Linked DNA regions of Homo sapiens: region 2 is linked to region 1. A link is an interaction called in ENCODE POLR2A ChIA-PET data of the cell type or tissue named here. Cell type or tissue: Panc1. All regions are shown on one strand. Each heading gives the region's core, and the rest is flanking DNA. Links, peaks and the distances in the headings are about the cores only. Region 1 has its middle 240 kb from the start of LINC01866. Region 2 holds the start of LINC01866 (long intergenic non-protein coding RNA 1866).

What was found. Peaks named below come from ENCODE experiments on the same cell type or tissue, not always from the same donor. Only the 100,000 strongest peaks of a DNase experiment are listed, where the experiment ranks them.
Region 2: POLR2A ChIA-PET joins it to region 1 with 10 read pairs; 2 of 35 experiments call an interaction of 5 or more read pairs at or near these places.

The regions. Positions count from the first base shown.
Region 1 is chr2:17,197,052-17,206,948 of GRCh38, reverse strand. No RefSeq gene overlaps it. Among named protein-coding and RNA genes, the nearest start is that of LINC01866, 240 kb to the right of the region's middle. In Panc1, for the core only: no CTCF peak of the experiment used is centred there; no DNase peak of the experiment used is centred there.
Region 2 is chr2:16,963,171-16,973,067 of GRCh38, reverse strand. LINC01866 (long intergenic non-protein coding RNA 1866) reads right to left here and starts at 6,394. Exons shown (of 5, transcript XR_001739184.2): 1 at 5,974-6,394; 2 at 3,210-3,302; 3 at 2,991-3,068; 4 at 1,536-1,638. In Panc1, for the core only: no CTCF peak of the experiment used is centred there; no DNase peak of the experiment used is centred there.

The DNA of each region.
Region 1 (9,897 bases), core at 1,007-9,006:
TACTTTGTAACTAAGAACACTCTTAATGGTAGTCAGGGGAAGTTTTCAGTTTTGAAGTATGTGTGCCAAGTCACCAAAGACAAAAATCTCCTTTTATTATGATATTTAACTAATTACTTAAATGTAATAGAGGTAGATGTAAAGTATTTTTAATAAAGAAGGCTTTTTATTTTTGAAGACAGTTTGAGATACAGATGATATAAAAATAGAATATGATTTCTTAAAAAATAGAAGTATGGAGGGTGGGGGAGAAAGAACAGTTCTTGTTTTTTTCTCTTGATTAAAATCCATCCTTTTAGATGTGATGTATTTTTCTAGTGAGAGAGGTGTGCAGAAAAAAAATACATGATGAAGGACCAGTCTGTTTTTCAGCTCAAAATTAGACCAAGGATTTTAATTTATCTTCTAGTTTCTTCTAGTTGACTGTGTGAAGAGTCTGGAATGAGGTCTCCAGAGTAATATAGTCACAAATAAGGAGGAGCATGCAGAGAGCCAAAGGGAAGAAATAATGATGAAGCAACCTGATGTTCCTATTCCACAGGCTCCAAAATGAGGCACCAGAGGCATAGGCAATCCCAGAGCCAACCTGGAATTACAGCCAGATGAATGGATCATATCTACAGAGAATTAGAAATGAGAGAACGCTAAATCCTAAAGGGAATGGCTGCCTATAAAAGTCCTTCAGAACAAATCTCAGATACATGCCTTTCTTTCAGACAAGGAACATAGATCTAGGGACAGTGAGCCTTGCAGGAGACTTGATAGTTTTTTGTCTACCTTCTCTGAGAGGATGGCTAACAAACTTTTCTCAGATAAAGAGGATCACCAAAAGGGAACTTTCTTAAATATGCTTCCTGTGTCAAAAGCAAAAAAAAACAAAACAAAACAAAAAAAAAGAAGACTGAAAACCAGGGGATACAGGGAATTGGTATTAAAGGAAACAATGATAACAGCAAAAACAAAACATGTTTGGAAAGATTGTTATTGTTCATAGTGAATCCTTGTATGTACTGCTTAATTTACATATTGGCCCTGTATTTGTTTTCTAATGCTGGGTAGCAAATTAAATAGATGACCATGAATTTAGTGGCTTAAGTAAACAGCCATTATTGGTGCTGGGAAAACTGGACACATATAGTGCTAGCCATATGTGGAAAGCTGAAACTGGATCCCTTCCTTACACCTTATACAAAAATTAATTCAAGATGGATTAAGGACTTAAATGTTAGACCTAAAACCATAAAAACCCTAGAAGAAAACCTAGGCAATACCATTCAGGACATAGGCATGGGCAAGGATTTCATGACTAAAACACCAAAAGCAATGGCAACAAAAGCCAAAATAGACAAATGGAATCTAATTAAACTAAAGAGCTTCTGCACAGCAAAAGAAACTATCATGAGTGAAGAAGCAACCCACCGAATGGGAGAAAATTTTTGCAAGCTACCCATCTGACAAAGGGCTAATATCCAGAATCTACAAAGAACTCAAACAAATTTACAAGAAAAAAACAAACAATCCCATCAAAAAGTGGGCAAAGGATATGAACAGACACTTCTCAAAAGAAGACATCTGTGCAGCCAACAGACACATGAAAAAATGCTCATCATCACTGGCCATCAGAGAAATGCAAATCAAAACCACAATGAGATAGCGTCTCACACCAGTTAGAATGGCAATCACTAAAAAGTCAGGAAACGACAGATGCTGGAGAGGATGTGGAGAAATAGGAACACTTTTATACTGTTGGTAGGAGTGTAAATTAGATCAACCATTATGGAAGACAGTGTGGCGATTCCTCAAGGATCTAGAACTAGAAATACCATTTCACCCAGCAATCCCATTACGGGGTGTATACCCAAAGGATTATAAATCATGCTACTATAAACACACATGCACATGTATGTTTATTGTGGCACTATTTACAATAGCAAAGACTTGGAACCAACCCAAATGTCCAACAATGATAGACTGGATTAAGAAAATGTGGCACATATATACCATGGAATACTATGCAGTCATAAAAAGGATGAGTTCATGTCCCTTGCAGGGACATGGATGAAACTGGAAGCCATCATTCTCAGCAAACTATCAGAAGGACAGAAAACCAAACACCGCATGTTCTCACTCATAAGTGGGAATTGAACAATGAGCTCACTTGGACACAGGGTGGGGAACATCACACACTGGGGCCTGTCGGGGGGTGGGGGGCAGGGGGAGGGATAGCATTAGGAGAAATACCTAATGTAAATGACGAGTTGATAGGTGCAGCAAACCAACATGGCACATGTGTACCTATGTGTCAAACCTGCATGTTGCGCACATGTACCCTAGAACTTAAAGTAAAAAAAAAAAAAAAAAAAGACAACAGCTATTATTTATGTCATGGTTCTGTAGGCCAGAAGTCTGGCACAATGTGTTTGGATTCTCTAGTAAGTGCCTTACTGTGATATAATCAAGGTATTATCTGGGGCTGCAGTTCTCATCTGGGGCCCAGGGTCCTCTTCTACGCTCACTGGTTATTGAAAGAACTAATTTATCTGTTATATTTTCCATCTGTCTTTCTTCATCTAGAAGCTAGCAATGGCAGGCTGAGTCCTCATGCATCAGAGCTCTTCTACTTCCTCTTTTACTCCTCTTCTGTTTTCCTATTCTGCTTTAAGGGCTCATGTGATTGCACTGAGCCAACTTGAATAATCCAGGGAAATCCTCCTATTCTAAGGTCAACTGATTAGTAAACTTAATTACATCTGCAAAATCCCACTTGTCATGTAACGTACCATAACCATTCCTGGGAGGAATGCCAGGGCACAGAGATCACTGGGGCCAAAATTCTGCCTATCACAGTCCTGGTGTGATAGAAATTTTTAAGTGTAAATTTTGAAAATAAAAATGCCAAGGCATGAAAATGTTAAATAACCTACTCATGGTCATGTATCTAAATGGTAGGTTAGGTACCTAAATGGCTGTTCTGAGCACCCAGCACTTACTCTTCCTTCTAGCTTGCAATTCCTTTGTGTCTGGGAATGAATGAAATAACGTGTTTGCTGAGGGGCTAGTTACTACAGTGCTCTATCTAAACAGACATTTAGCACATCTTTATGACTAAGAAAACACATACTTAGTTTAAATTAATCTATACAAAAGAAATATAGTGGATTTCTAAAATGCAAATTTGGTGCTTCTAAAAAAATAATGTGTTTTGGGTAGCATGTAGTGAGGCAGAGAGCAGAAAATAGGTTTGGGTGCATAAAATAGGTTTGGGTGCATATAGAAAGGGTGGTAGCTGGAGTCCAACCATAAGAGAGAAAACTCATAATTCTGTAAGTGTGTGGTTACTTCTTGAATAATGACACCAAGCCCTCTTCTCTTGGGGGTAAATCATAGACACCTCTGTGTTGGGAGCCAGAAATGCTAGTTTTCTAGATGAGCAATTCTTTCAGAGGGATAGAATAGGGCAGCTGCTATGGTTCAATTGTGTTTTCCAAGGTTTATGTGTTGTAAACTTCATTTCCAATACAACAGTGTTGAGAGGTCAGACCTTTGAAAGGTTTTTCGATCATGAGGGCTCTTCCCTCAAGAATGGATTAATGCTTTTATCAAGGGAGTGGATTAGTTAATTTGGGAATGGGTTCTTCACAAAAAGGATGAGTTTGGTTCCCATTCTCTTTCTCTCTCTCTTGCACATATGCATAAACACACATAATCTCTTGCCCTTCCACCTTCCACCATGGAATGAGGAAGCAGGAAGGCCTTTGCTAGATGCAGACTCTTTAACCTTGAGCTTCCCAGTCTCCATGACTGTAAGAAATAAATTTCTTTTCTTTATAAATTACCTAGTCTGTGGTATTTTGTTATAGCAACATAAAGTGGACTAAGAAAGTAGCCTAACACAATAGAATAGTGCTTGAGATTTAACCTGAAGGCGGCATTTTCTTCCTAATTTGATTTTACCCTTTCTCAGAAGTGACTTGTTGGCCTTGCACAAGGGCTCAGTGCAATCACATGAGCCCTTAAAGCAGAATAGGAAAACAGAAGAGGGAGTAAAAGAGGAAGTAGAAGAGCTCTGATGCATGAGGACTCAGCCTGCCATTGCTAGCTTCTAGATAAAGAAAGACAGATGGAAAATATAACAGAGAAATTAGTTCTTTCAATAACCGGTGAGCGTAGAAGAGGACCCTGGGCCCCAGATGAGAACTGCAGCCCCAGATAATACCTTGATTATATCACAGTAAGGCACTTACAAACACATTCAATTGAATCGAATTGAATTATAAATAATTCCAAAGTAAGATATCCAATTAAATTTTTTTGATGAATTTAGTAATGTTCCACTCTACTGGACTTTAAATGTGAAAAAGTAAATACAAGCAGTACATGAATAACAGTGCAACTCTTTTAAATAGGAATTGGAATTTTGATGCTGCTAATAGTGGCATCAAATGTGTAAAATAATTTATGGAAGGATAAGATGGCTTCAGAGTTCTGTAGTACTCTATTATCACCAGTTATTTAGTTAACCTTTCAAAAACTTATTTTATATTACATTTTATCTGCTAAATTAAGAGATTTGGTTTCTGATACCTGACTGTCCTGACTGGACTCTGACTGATTATACACAGACACACAACATCACACACACACACACACATACACACACACACACACACCACTAAGCAAGTACCCTGTAGTATAACCCCTCAGTCTATTTAATTTCCTTAGAAACACAGCATGGTTATTATTAGAAGTGAAATTTATTTGTTTTCTATTTGAGAAAAGGACAACAGGCTTACATTGAAATATTAATGTTTGACAATTACTTTCCATTGTATATCCAGATTTGTTTATAAATGAAAAGGCATAAAATTCTAGGCAATAAAATGGCCTCCAAATTCTGAGACTCAAAAGGATTTTGTATCATTAAGAAAAATTAAGTTGGCAGTAAGTTTTTATAATGTGAGCCCTTCATTTATTGCTTTGCCAACTAAAAAAGGGATCGTATTTCAGCTAAACTACCATAGAATACATTTATAAAAATAATCCTAAATCCACTATTATAATGATTATCTCATGAGCTTTCTTGAAATACCCAAACTCCTTGATCTGTCATTCAAATGCATCACTGACTTGACCTTTCTCCACCTTTCTAACCCCTTTTCCCATTATTCTTTTCTTTTTCAGTCCAAACAACAAGTGGTTGCCTGCCCCATCTGTCCTCCCCTCAAGCATACTCTAAGCTATTTAGGCTTTGGGTTCCATGAAATCTGGAAAAATTCTTCAGAGGCTGAAAGACAGTAAGAACATTAATTTCCCCTACAGTTTCCCAGTCTGAAGAGAGCTGCTTGTTAAAACAGGGAAAAGCATCTCTAATTCAAAATGCCAGTAGTCATACAATTAAACTGGGAAATGGAGAACTAATTATGATTGTATAAAATATATGAAGCTTTCATATCAAAAAGTAAATCTCAAATGGCTCAGCTTTAGGATATCCATCTTTCTCAGCCTGGTCCCTGGCTGGAGACAAATATTTGGCATATGTCATAGTTTAGCCATCAACCCAAAGGCACCAAGATACTTGCTGCTATCACCTATTTTCTTCCATGTCGTTTTGAGATCTTTGCCTATTGCCAGACCCATCTTTGCCAAAAAGGAATTAATCATGTTCTAGTGAAGTCACTGTGGGTATGTATTTATTCATTCTCAGGAGCCTGGCAATGGCTCCAGTCCTTTGAGTTCCCCCTGGTAGGGTGATGGGAATGTATAGTTTAGAAAAATATAGAGTTTTGCGTTATACCCTTTGATCAGCATAATGCCAGATTAGCTAGGAAATGTGGTCGTGGCCTGGTTTATTTGGACTGGGAGTGGCAATCCAGGAAATGGACTTTACCAAAGAGCCAAGGTGGCATCTGTCTTCTATCCAATCATCTAACTGCTGTGGAAAAAAATATACTGAATAGCAAAAGTATTTGTACTGATAAATTTCTTTTCCTATCACTGAAACCAGTAAATCATTTTATAATGTTCATTCATTTGTAAAAACAGTTACCATCTACAGGGCGGTGGGTCCCCTACTAGGCTCCAGGATACAATTACCATGGTTGAATTTTGAGTCAGGTAGAGGGCTCTATGTAATTTGTCATATATATATATATATATATATATATATATCTGTATTTATTTATATTAACTATAAATATATTTTATATATAACTATATATATTTATTGATATATATTTATATTTATATATAACTATATTTATTTATAGTAACTATAAATATATTTATATATAACTATATATTTATATATTTTTAATATGTATTATATATATCATATATTTATATATTATATATTTTTATATATATAACTATATTTATTTATATTTATAGTTTATATATATTTAACTATATATATAGTTGTGTGTATATATATACACACAACTCTATTCCTCTATATGGTGAGAGGAACATCAGACTCACTTCTCTAGCTTCCTTGCCAGTCAATCTTGCTTTTTTGCTGGATACTCTTTAGAACCAGAGAAGTATTTGTGTTTTCCTAAACACACTGCATTGCCTCTTTCTTCCATGTCTTTGCTCGTTCAGTGACAGCTGCTTGGATTGCCCTTCTCTTTCTTCTTGCCTCACCAACCACTAGTTAATATCAGTGTAAACAGAGAGCTTGTCTCCCCCAAAATGTCCTGATTATCCAGATTTTCTGGGTAATTTTCTGCTCTCTGAAGGCATCCTGTACTTAACACTATCATAATATTTTCATGTCATATTGGAATTATTGCTTGTGTCTCCCCCCATTTGACTGAAAGGGAAATACCCTTGAACATGAGGGGCATTACTTGTTTTGCATCTGAATTCCTAGCAAAATGTGAAAATAGATCAGAAGCTCAATAAAGTTTTGACCTGAACTTGACTGCATACAGTCAGTATGCTTTCTTGCTTAGACCAAAAAACTTCCATGTTTTTTTTCAAGTACCTGGAGCGGCTCCCAGACCTCATTAGTCTCCTCTCAAGCATCCGCTCAACCTTGCCCAAGGAAAAGTGCATTATATCCTTTTAATACAGAGAGGAAAGGAACCTCAGGGATCAAGTTCAATGCCTTTCATTATTTGAATTTTAAAGTCATCTTGACACGGTTATGGAATCCTGGATTTGTGAGAGAATTATTGGGTTCCAGATCTAAAATCACCAGGATTTATCAAGTATGGTGCCTGACGCATAGTAAGTATTTTTTTAATGCTTGTTCCATTAAAGTAACCGAACCACATCTTATATTTGGCAATTTGATTACCTGCTCTGAGCTTTGTTTTTAATATGTGTACAACACAAATTATATCACAAGGTAAAATAAATTCGCCAAGCTTTAAGCTCCCTAGAGTGTTTTACAGTGATTTCTGAGAGTTCTACATGGTACATCTCAGATGCTCAGAAATCCTTTTCTCTTTCTTCAGCCTCCTCCTTCAGCTGCCCTGAGGCTGCCTTTGCTGGCTGCTTCTGCTACTGCTGCTCTGAGAAAGGGAACCGTGTTCTTGGTGTTGTGCTCTATCCCTTTAACTTCTCACTGGTCTGCAGAGACCAGGCAGTATCAGTTAATTGGATTTTATCAAAAATCCTCTGATACTATATGAGGGACACAATCTAGAGAATCATATGCAGCCCTGCAGCTTTCTCCAGCCAGTCACAGAGTTGGTATTCAAAAACTAAGAATTACTGATGTGCTCAGTAATAGAAGCACTCTGAAACAAGAAAGCAGATGTCCCAATCCAGACCAATTTTCCTCTTGATGAAGCATTAGAGATTGAGTTCAGAACCACATTTTTATCCTTCATAGTCCATTGTCAGTAATCATGTAACGCGCTCTTCATGGGTCTCATTCCTATACATTTCAGAATGTAGCTTCTATTACTCTCAATCAGTCTTTTTATCATCTTCTCCAAATCTAGCTAAAGACTTCCTTCCAGGTATGGTTATAAGTAAACACCTTGACCTTGTGAACCACACCTATTAGTGCCACAATTCTGGTGCTCAGATAAACATCTTTTTGTACAATGCTACATTAGCTTGACTTATTTCTGTCTGGGTGTGCACTACATAACACAGGATACTGTGTTGGATAAACTGTGAGTGACCTTCTGGAAATTAATAGTCAATTAAGTGAGATGTACCTAGGATTATAGTTAATATTTTGTAATGAAAGTACAATAGATTGGGGAGGGGAGAAAAGGGAATTAGTTTGGATGGATAATGTGGGGACTCTTACGCAGGGTCTTAAAGGATGTGTAGGGAGTAAGAAAGGCTTGAGCAGATTCGATGGGCTGATGAGTTGAGAGTATATTCAGAAAATGTCAAGTAGGCTGATATAAATGAATTTATGAGAAGGGGCTTTGGGAGAGAGGGTAGTGTGTTAAAAGATGAATCTAGAAGGTCATTTGAGGCCACCTTAAATGTGGAGAGTTTTACATTTCACAATTGGAAGTACGAATCAGTTTGATTGTTCTAAGAAAGACTGAGTTATATGCCAGGAAGAGCAGTGGCGTTTTAGCAATAGTTGGCAGTTGTCAGAAAGCCTTTATGTGATTTTTCCTTTTCTGTGGCCTTTGTAGGTTCAGAGCCCAATAATGAGCCTTGGGTAATTTTCAAGGAAGCAATGACCCTGTGCCTTACACCTTGGAGCCACAGTGGATCTGAGGTGGTAAGGGTGAGGTGAACCAAACACCAAAGCCAGAGAAAATCAATGGCTGTAAGTAACAGCAGCCACAGAGCTGCAGATTGCTCTAGTGGCTGCTGCATCGATTTCAGCTCCAGCTTCTAATTGCTGCAGTAGGCAAAATGCATGCTTCACTTTTGAATGTTTAAGGCTCTGTGGATTTTCCTGGAGCATGAGCTAGAGCTTTTTGTTTCCAGTGCTTCTATATATTGCTCATTTGAGCATTCTGCTAATCCCTGACCTGTGTGAAGCTTCTCCATTTCACGCTTATGCTCTATCTTCCAGGACACAATGTAGTTTTCAAGGACAATGACCACGGCTTAGATGTTCTTGTTTGTCCCATGGGGCTAGGCACATTTTCAGTGGACAATCCTTGATGAACTGAATTAAATGTCAATTTAAGTTGTGGTTATTATTGAAACATTATTGGTATGATATGAAAGACATTTTTAATCAGGAAATGAAAGCACTCAGAACCCCACTTCTGTACCACAATAATTGTATCCCTTTTTTCAAAATCTTTGATAGCTTTTGGTCATTTTCATGCCCATCTTGACATAGTTGCAATCCATTCATTCATTTATTTAACAATTCTTTGCTGAGTACATATTAAGTATGAAGCATTAATGATCAGATATTATAGAAAATGCAATTAGTAGGGACTGATAGTTTTGAAGATTTTATTCTCTTGATGTTATATCAAAATATTATACATATTATTTTATAACTTTTATAAAAGTTGGGGAAACAAACCTGGTATCTTCCTTTGCTCATAAGCCAGATGTGGTGTTACAGAGAACTAGAGACAAGTGCACTTAGACCACCCTGTAATGGGGTTTCAATTCATAGCCACTCTCATCAACTCAAACAGGTCAGGCAAGGACTGGTCTGATAGCTTTGGCTGTCAGTGGATCCATGGTAGATAGTGATGATGACTGACACTCATCTCTTATAATTGGCAGTGCATAATAGATAAAACAATTCTTACTGACAGAAAATGTTCACAACCAAAAATTTACATGAAAGCTAAGTTCAGACTTTCATGATTAATGCCCATATTTTGGGATTATTGAAACCTGAGAAAATAGGTCACAGAGGATTTTAACTATGTGGACATGAGAGCAAATTCAACTCTTTTACCTACCTACCCTTCCTCAAATAATCCCTGTCATTGAACAAAG
Region 2 (9,897 bases), core at 938-8,937, 230 kb after region 1:
CCCCATCACTCCAAGGAACTTTCTTGCGATGGTCACCAAAGTTAGTGACTTTGACATTGCCAAATCCTATGATCGTTTCCTTACTCTTACTCAAACTCTCAGCAAGATCATACATTGATCATTCTACTTTTTAAAAAATCCATCATTTTGCTAGCTTTTGAGACACGATACTTACTCCTCTGATTCTATTCCTATCTCCTTATCAGCACTATTCTCTGTTTTTTCCCCTTTTCTTTTTCTTTAAATCTCTTTCTCAATTGCAATCCAGAAGTCTCTTCTTTAATTATCTTTCCTTAGGTGACCTCCACAGTTCACCTAGCATTAAATAATATCTATATGCCACTGACCTAATACTGATATTTCCAGCTTTGGCCTCTGCCAGAAAGCACAGACTCAGACTCCTATATATAAGGCTTCCTTGATGTATTCATTTAAATGTCAAATATGTATCTAAAATTAACATATTTGAAAGAAAAATCTTGATTCTTTACCAAATACTATTTCTACCCATTCCAGAACAATATGTCCACCCACTCTGTTTTGTCACATCCCAGTAAATGGTTTCACCATCTTTCCAATTTCCTAAGCCAAAACCTTGGAGTTATTCTTGATGACTCACTTTACATAATTCCTCATAAGCAATGCATTGGCAAGTCCTCTTGGATCTCACTTCAGAACATTAATTTTGCTAATAAAACCTCTTCTCTGCATTTTCACTCCTATCATCCTCATCTAAGACGCAGCCATTTCTCCATTCCCTTCTCCCATTTCTTAGCTGAACTAACTATTACCTAGGTGATATCTTTTCTCTTATGTTCTTTTACCATTTCTTACCTGGACTATTAAAATAATTTCCTAAGGGCTTAGCTGTTCCATAGTTTATAACTTTATCTTTAAAAAAATCCAAACTTCCGGAGTATAAAGCCCTTCACAGTCCAGTTTCCAGCTTCCTCTACAACATCATCTCTTACCAGTTCCTCACTCTCTCATGCAACTCCTGCCACACTCAACTGCTTTCTGCTCTTTGGTCATATAGAACTCATTAACCAGTTGTTTCTCTGGCTGCAACACTCAACAGCCTCATTGTTGCCTGGATGGTTCCTTTTTATTATTGAGGTCTCAGGGGAAAAAAAGTCCTTGTCATGGTCGTCTATGACCATTCAGTCTAAAAAGTACCTTGGTTTCTCTCAGCCACATATTCCTGTTTCAAATGCCTCATTGTACTTATCATCCGTAACCTGAGACGTTTTCATCATGTGTTTGTTTAAAATCACCCTTCTCCCACAGGAAGGTATCTTCATAGAAGGTAGAAACTTGTCTTTGTCACTGGCTCTATCCTGCAAAACTAAAATTGGGCCTGACACACAGTAGTGTCTTAGTCTGTTTGTCCTGATGTAACAGAATATCTGAGACTGGGCAATTTATAATAAAATTTGGGATGCTGAGAAGTCCATGTATTAGTCTGTTCTCGCATTGCTGTAAAGAACTACCTGAAACTAGGTCATTTATAAAGAAAAGAGGTTTAATTGACTCACAGTTCAGCATGGCTTGGGAAGCCTCAGGAAACTTGCAATCATGATGAAAGGGGAGTCAAACACATCCTTTGTCATGTGGCAGCAGGAAGGAGAAGAATGAGAACTGAGGAAAGAGGAAAGCCCCTTATGAAACCATAAGATCTCGTGAGAACTTACTATCACAAGAATAACATAGGGAAACAGCCCCCATGATTCAATTACCTCCCACCAGGTCTCTCCCATGACATGTGGGGATTATGGGAACTACAATTCAAGATGAGATTTGGGTGGGGACACAGCCGAACCATATCAGAGGCCTTAAGAAATTTTCAACTATGGCAGAAGAGTGAAGGGGAAGCAAGCATGTTTCCACATAATGGCAGGAGAGAGAGCTAAAGGGGAAGTGCTAAACACTTTTAAACAACCAGATTTCATGAGAACTCACTCACTATCACAAGAACAGCAAGGGGGAAATCCGCCCCCATGATCCAATCACCTCCCTTCAAGACCCGCCTTCAACACTGAAGATCATAATTCTATATGATATTTAGAGCCAAACCATATCAGTCCAAGATCAAGGGGCTTGTACAGTTCTGAATGCTGGAAAGTCCACGATCAAGGGGCCTGAATCTGGTGAAGTCCTTCTTGCTATTTCATCCCATGGTGAAAAGAGGAAGGTCAAGAGAGGAAGAAAGGGGGCCAAATTTCCCTTTGATAACTGCACAAATTCCCTTCATGAGAGTGTAGCCTCACGGCTCAATTGCCTTTAAGTGTCCCACCTCTTAATACTATTACAATGGCAATTAAATTTTAACATGACTTTTGGAGAAGACAAACATTCAAACCATAGCAGTGGGTACTCAATATTTATTACATGAACAAATTCATGAATTTTTCAAGTAGAAAGCACTTAAGAAATTACAAGAAGCTTTGTGAACTGCTATATAATTGAATTTTTATAAACAACCTGTAGAAAAACAGTATTACTATGCACACTTTGAAGACAGAGTTCATAGAAGTCTCTTGATGTCGCCAGGGTCACAGATCTTAATAGGAAGAAGGTGTCTATAGACTGTTTACATCCAGTATAAATCTAGAACAACACTTAGTGCAAAACATGACATATAGTACACATCAGCAAGATGTGCTGAATGGCTTAATTATATCATAGCAAAAAGTTGGGCTCATGCCTTCTTTACGTGTTACTGTAATTTGTAACACAGTATCTGTAGTTAATAGACAGTCTGGTACATTTTATTAAAGAATTAATTGGCAAGTGAATTAATAAATAAGTTACTTAATTTTTATTTATCTTTGATATTCAGTGATTCTACATCATGCATAAATGGGCATTTATTACTTATAATTGGATAACTATGATGTATACCAATTATAACTACTCATTGCTTATATAATTACTTATAATTGGTTAACTATTAATATTTGAAGAAATTTTTAAAAATAATTTCATGATACCTTTTGAGACATGGGAGTATCAGGGTTACAGATTTGGTATTCACTGATCCAATATTTTCATAACATCAGCAATGATGCCTGAATATGAAGCAAAATTTAGATTAATTTGAGGGAGTTCTGGAAAGATGCTGTAGCAACAACATATTTTTTTAAATTTATCTGAATAAAAACTAACAGAAAATTTGGATAGAGAAACCAAAACTCATGAACAACACTTACAACAAAACCAAGCGACAGGTATCCCCATGAGTTCCAAATACAAGTGTGTGAGGGCAGCCTCCCAACAGCGACACAGCTGAACAACATTAGCATCTGTGCTGGCAGAAGCAGAAAGAAGCAAGAGATGTCTGAAGTACCTGAGACTACAACTTAAAAACAGTTAATATTTATTTGCTTAAAAATGCTGTGGACTACTTTTAGAATAGCAGCTGAAACTAGGAATAATTTTGTCCGTTCTAGAAAGAGAATCTACAGTAATGCTTGAAGGAGCTGTTCTAGATTGGCTACCATGAAAATTTAAAACTAAGCTGCCAATGCATCCTTTTCCAAACAGAAGTCCACACTGAGAAGAAACTGCCAAGAGGAGATTTGGCATTGAGCAGATTAGAAATAAGAGGATAAGGTAAAATAATTCTAAGTAAATTGCAGGGAACAAAACAGAGAAGTTTCAGAAAGAAGGCCACGGTATCTTTGAACACTATGTGAAAATTAGAGAGGAGGGAGCTCTGTAAGCCTATATGCTGAAAGCCATCTTCTTCTAAAAGTTGAAAGAAAGAATCATGTACTTATCCTATCTGTTCTGTATGAACTGTACCACCAAGTGTACAAAAAGCATGAGAGAGAGAGACATTGTCCCTTTATAAATGTAGTCTATAATACATACTTTCAGAAAAATAAAAAAGAAATAAAGAATTAGAATGTCACCATTTTTTCAACCTCCAGTGAATTAATGGACCCAGGGACTGAGCACCAACATCTCCTGGCACGAAAAGGGCAACAGCCAGACATCATGTGCCTTATGACAAAGATGACAAAGAACATCACACAACTTCTAGTGTTGCCAAAGGGATTAAACATGAGCCTGATTAGGCTTCTGGATTCAGCTGCTGGTTGCAAAAAATACAGAGGGCAGAAGAAGACGTTGAGCTGTACCATGAGCATTCAATCAGCAAAGTCTAGACTGTGGAAAAATCTATAAGCCAAGTGATCCAGTTTGTTCAACAGATATAAGGAAATAAAATCTTAGGAGTTTTATAGGAGGGGAAACCTACAGATTAAATAACAAAGCTATAATATATTTTTAAACTGGAAGATTAAACTGTAGAGTATAAAGATGTCCACTTGGGTGATAAAATACAAAGAAGTGATTAGTATAATATAAAGATCGAATTAGTGTTCACTTTTGAGGAAAGAGATTGGCCATGATTGGGATGAAGAGGTGTCTGGATTGGCCAGCAAAGTTCTCTTTCTTGAACTGGGTTGCAGTGAGTGTTTATCTAATAATACCTCATTAAGTTATACATTTTATAATTTTTGTGTGTATATATTTTATCTTATAGCAAAAAAAGATGTTACAAATAGAATAATCAACATCTTCGATTTCACTGAGAAATTATGAGTTACTTGGGAACTATAGAAAGGTTTGTAGAGACATGATGTGGCATTTGGTTGCTTAGGAATCTTGAACAATTAGGGAGAATCTTGGAGGCCTGGGTAGAGATATAGGCCACAAGAAGGGCTCAAAGTACTGCTGTGTCTTAACTTACTATCTCCTCTGGGTCAAGAGGAGAGAGATCTGTCTGGCACTGTATGACAAAGATTGTGAGTGAGCATTAAGTAAAGCTCTGCTTGAAAAAGACACTGGGGGCTAATCACTGTGCCTTTCTAAACAAAAGTCGGCAGGTATTCGAAAGGCAGAAGCCTGCAGATATCCAGGAAGAGGCTGAGTCAGTGTAAAATGCCCCTAATTAGTGTGCCAAGCTCTCCACTAGACCCTGAGGTGAGCAATGCCCTGTGCCACACAATCAAGCCATGCCATAGAGAAATGTAAAAACCAAAGCCTCTGTGTATGTTATTGTTTCTCTTCCTTAGGCATAAACAAGTTATAGAAAAGATGATTCTCTCAGAAAGCATTAATTATGTAATATTTCAGTGTTGGAGAGAGGGAAAAGTACAGCAGTGAGTAAACTGGCCTTCTCGGAAGTACCTACCTATTACTAATTGAGTAGAAAAATCTTGCAAATAATCACTGGCCCAAAATCAGTAGTATTGATCAACCCCATAAAATGGTGCCATCATTTATTAACTTGTTTTAAATTCATCCACTTACCTCTATTACTCCAGGCCACTATCATCTGTCTTATAGGTTACTGGAAGTAACCTCCTGACTGGTCTCCCTGTTCTTGGTATTATTACCCCATTGAATCTATTCAATATGGTGTAATCTTTTGTGTAAAACTTTTCAGTGACTTTTAGTGACACTTGGGGGAAAAAAACTCGAACTCTATACCACAGCCTAAAATGCTCTAACTGCCTTCCTGAACTTATTTACTATCTATCTTGCCTGTTCTGCTTCTTTTTGTTCTAGAACATGGCAAGTTCAGACTTACCTTATGGCTTTGCACTTCTTGTTTTCCGTACCTGGGATTATGTGTTCCTGAGGTTTCATGTGCCTGGTTCTTTCAAATCGCTCAGCTCCTAGTTCAAGTACTGCCACTTCAGAAGGCCTCACAGAATCCAATTTTACCCATTTATGCCAGAGGTTGCAATTTTTTGAATAACAGACATGTATGAAAAATCAGACCTTGGCGATGACCTTGAGCAGTAAGATATAAATAACTCCCATATGCATAGCATTCCAATAATGGAACACTAGGCATAAATGGAAAGAGTTCTTAGTTTTTCTCATACATCATCATTTTATTTTCATCATTATATATTGACTATATGAAATTATCTTGTTTACTTTTGTTTATTTGTTTACCTGTTCTTTGTCTTGTCTGTTTCTACCTCCTGGGAACTAAATCAATGCGGAAAAGGATGCGGAAAAGGATGTTGCTTGTCTTGCTCTGCATTGTGCCTTCTTCACTGAAGTCCCATGCCTTTCATCACAGAAAATCCTTGAATATTTGCAAATAAATAAATGAAATAGATTACTGTCTGATTTTTGGAATTTCACAGACTGTTTTGGGGGTGCCATTCACTCAACAAGTTCATGTTTTAATCTGTATTATTATCCATTCTAATTTTTTTTACAACTTATTTTGTTGGAAAAGTGACCTACTTATAATTCTCTAAACACACCATTCTGTCTTATTCTTCCATGTGTTTATACATTGTCTTCCATCTCTGGGGTATGCCCTCCATTTAATTCCTTAGTGTCCTAGGTAACTTCTGCCCAGGTGCATATCTTAGTTCATTTTGTGTACTATAATGGAGTACCTGAGACTGGGAAATTTATAAAGAACAGGACTTACAATTCTGGAGGCCAGGAAGTCCAAGGCTGAGGGCCAGCATCTGGCAAAGGCCTTCTTGCTGTATCATCCCATGGGAAAAGGTAGGAGGGTAAAATAATACATACACAAGAGAGGGAAGGAGTCAAACTCATCCTTTAATCAGGAACCCACTCCTGCAACAACTAATGCACTTCCAAGATAACAGCATTAAGCCATTCATGAGGGCAGAACTCTCATGACCTAATCACATTTTAAAGATTCCACTTCTTAATACTGTTGTATTGGGGATTACTTTTCTAACACATGACCTTTGAGGGACATATGCAAACCATAATACACATGCTTTGTAATATTGATTAGCCCTATCTTCCAGTTTATTATCCCATCTTCTCTACTACTTTGGAAGTTTGTGCATTATCTTACTCTATTTTAATACATTTCACAGCATTATGTGCTTATTTTTTACATATCAATATCCATTAAATTGTAAAGTTAATGAGAGCAGAAATGAAACAATATTTATTAATATATTTCCAGTACCCGGCACATGATAAGGACTATGACTTAATATGTGAATAAACTCAGGTTCTAATTTTGCATGGGTTAACTTGGGCAAGGATAGGATATATGGCTTGATACTAGCTTTAAGATTTTAGACTGTTAATATTTTTTTCTGATATAAAGTATTATGGAAATGGTTATGTTTTCTAGTTTTAATGTGTATATATATTCCAGTGGAACAACCCAAAAGGGACTATAGGAAGACTTTTTCTATTCTGTATAATCAAATTGAATTTAGGGTTAGGAATGTGGGCTTCATGTCCCACAAAATATTTCAAATCACAGTTTAATTTCTATTGACATTGCTTTCATTTTGGCATCTATATAAACTTTATTTCATTCATGGCATGTTCGTTTTATAGACTGAAGCATCAGCTTTTGAGGGTTCTGTCATCATGTCTACATAGTTTTCCTATGCGTAAAATAAGAGTATACCATGGGAATTTCTGTACAGCAAAATAGTTAAGACCAAAGCTTTTGAACCTAGACTGAGTTGAAATCCTAGCTCTGCCACTAGTCAGCTTTGTGTCCTTGAGCAGGGTAGTTAACCTTGTTTATTGCTAGATTTTCTTTTCTGTAAAATGGGGGCTAATATCAGTACCCATCATCTGGCCAGGAGCAGTGGCTTATGCCTACAATTCCAGCACTTTGGGAGGCCGAGGCAGGCAGATCACTTGAGATCAGGAGTTCAAGATCAGCCTGGCCAACGTGGTGAATCCCCCTGTCTACTAAAAATACAAAAATTAGCCAGGTATGGTGGCGAGCACCTGTATTCATCCCAGCTACCTGGGAGGCTGAGGCAGGAGAATCGCTTGAACCTGGGAGGTGAAGGTTGCAGTGAGCCAAGATCATGCCACTGTACTTCAGCGTGGGCAACAGAGCAAGACTGTCTCAAAAAACCAAACCAAACCAAACAACAACAACAGCAACAAAACAGTACTCATAATATTAGGTTATGATGAGAATCAATAACCAACACATAAAACGTCCTTAAACAGGGCAACGTACATAGTAAGCACTCAACATATTGTTATTAGTGTTCTTTCAGAAGGTATAGGAAACCAGTGTTTTCATACCATGCTGATCTTGGACCCTGAGAACATTTTTTTTTTTTTTTGACACAGGGTCTCACTTTGTCACCCAGCCTAGAATGCAGTGGCACAAAGATAGCTCACTGCATAGTTGAACTCCTGGGCTCAAGAAATCCTCCCACCTCAGCCTTTCTAGTAGCTGGAACCACAGGTATGTACCACCATGCCCAGCTAAATTTTAAAATTTTTTTGTAGAGACAGTGTCTCACCCTGTTGCCCAGGCTAGTCTTGAATTTCTGGGCTCAAGTGACCCTCCTACCTTGGCCTTCCAACCTGAGAACTTTTATATTTCTTAGAAAGTTTGTGGTAATCTGAATCATATAAAATATTTTCACACTTTAGCCTACTAATTACCTCTAGAACTATCTTCAAAGAGATATGAACATGATCAATGAGACATTACTTAAAATAAAAATTGGAGCCATGATTAATTGTATCAGGTCATTCTTGCACTGCTATAAAGAAATACCTGAGACTTGGTAATTTATATATATATATATATATATATATATAAAGGAGTTTGACTGGGTTATGGTTCTGCAGGCTGTACAGGGAGCTTGATGCTGGCATCTTCCTGGCTTCTGGGGAGGCCTCAGGAAACTAGCAATCATGGCAGAAGGTGAAGGGGAAGCAAGCCTGTCACATGGCTAGAGCAGAAGCAAGAGAGACAGAACAAGGTGCCACACGTTTAAATAGCCAGATCTTGTGAGAAGTCACTCACTATTGTGAGTACAGCACCAAGGGGATGATCCTAAACCATTCGTGAGAAATCCATCCCCATGATCCAATCATCCCTCACTAGGACCCACCAGAATACTGGGGATGACAATTTAACATGAAATTTCGGGCAGGGACACAGATCCAAACCATATTATTAATATTTAAAAATAGACCAAGCAGTAATCATTTTTTAATGGAGTATCATGTGATTCTTAAAATAAGAATTACATAGACCATATGAAAACATGAAAAAAATCCTAATAATGTTGAATAAAATATTCAAGATTTAATATGCAGATTACAAACTTGTAAAACTCAATTCATACTTGCAGATAGTTGATTTACTTATGTAAAATATTCTTCAAGGACCAAGTGCAGAAAATATAAATGTACACAATGTCTTTTACCTTTTAAATGCTCAATATATATTTGATTGAAAAAAAAGTGACTGAAGTAATGGGAGCAATAGCTCAGCTTTTAAAATTGCATTATAATGAAGCAGTGGTTCTTAACTGCGGGTAACTCCTCCCAACTCCATCTCCAACCCCAGGAACATTTTCAACTGTCACAACTAGAAAACTGCAAGACAAGAGCTACTACTTGCATCTAGTTAAAAGAGGCCAGAGATACTGCTAAATATCATTCATTGCACAGGATAGCTCCATACAACAAAGAATCACCTGGCCCAAAATGTCCACTATGCTGCCGTTGAGAAACCTTGCAATATGGGTATACTGCTCTTTGTCAGAGTACACCGGGGATCTGGTCATCACAGAAAAGGAAGAGACGATATTGTTAAACTTAAATCTAGTTCTTTGGGGGAACCTGCAGAAATTCAGAAGTTTTTAGCATTTATTTGATGGATTGCCTATAATTTAACTTGCATATATCACAGTGATCTTGACATGGGAAAGTGTAATTCAAGTCTTGAATCTTCCCTTAAATTTTATCTTGATAAGACAGATGACCTAGGCCATCTTTTCCAGGTGTACCGTTGTAAGCCATAAATGTGCGTGTCCTCAAGGAAATCGATGGAGAGAACATTTCTTTGATATCTAGACACTTTGCTTCTTATCTGTC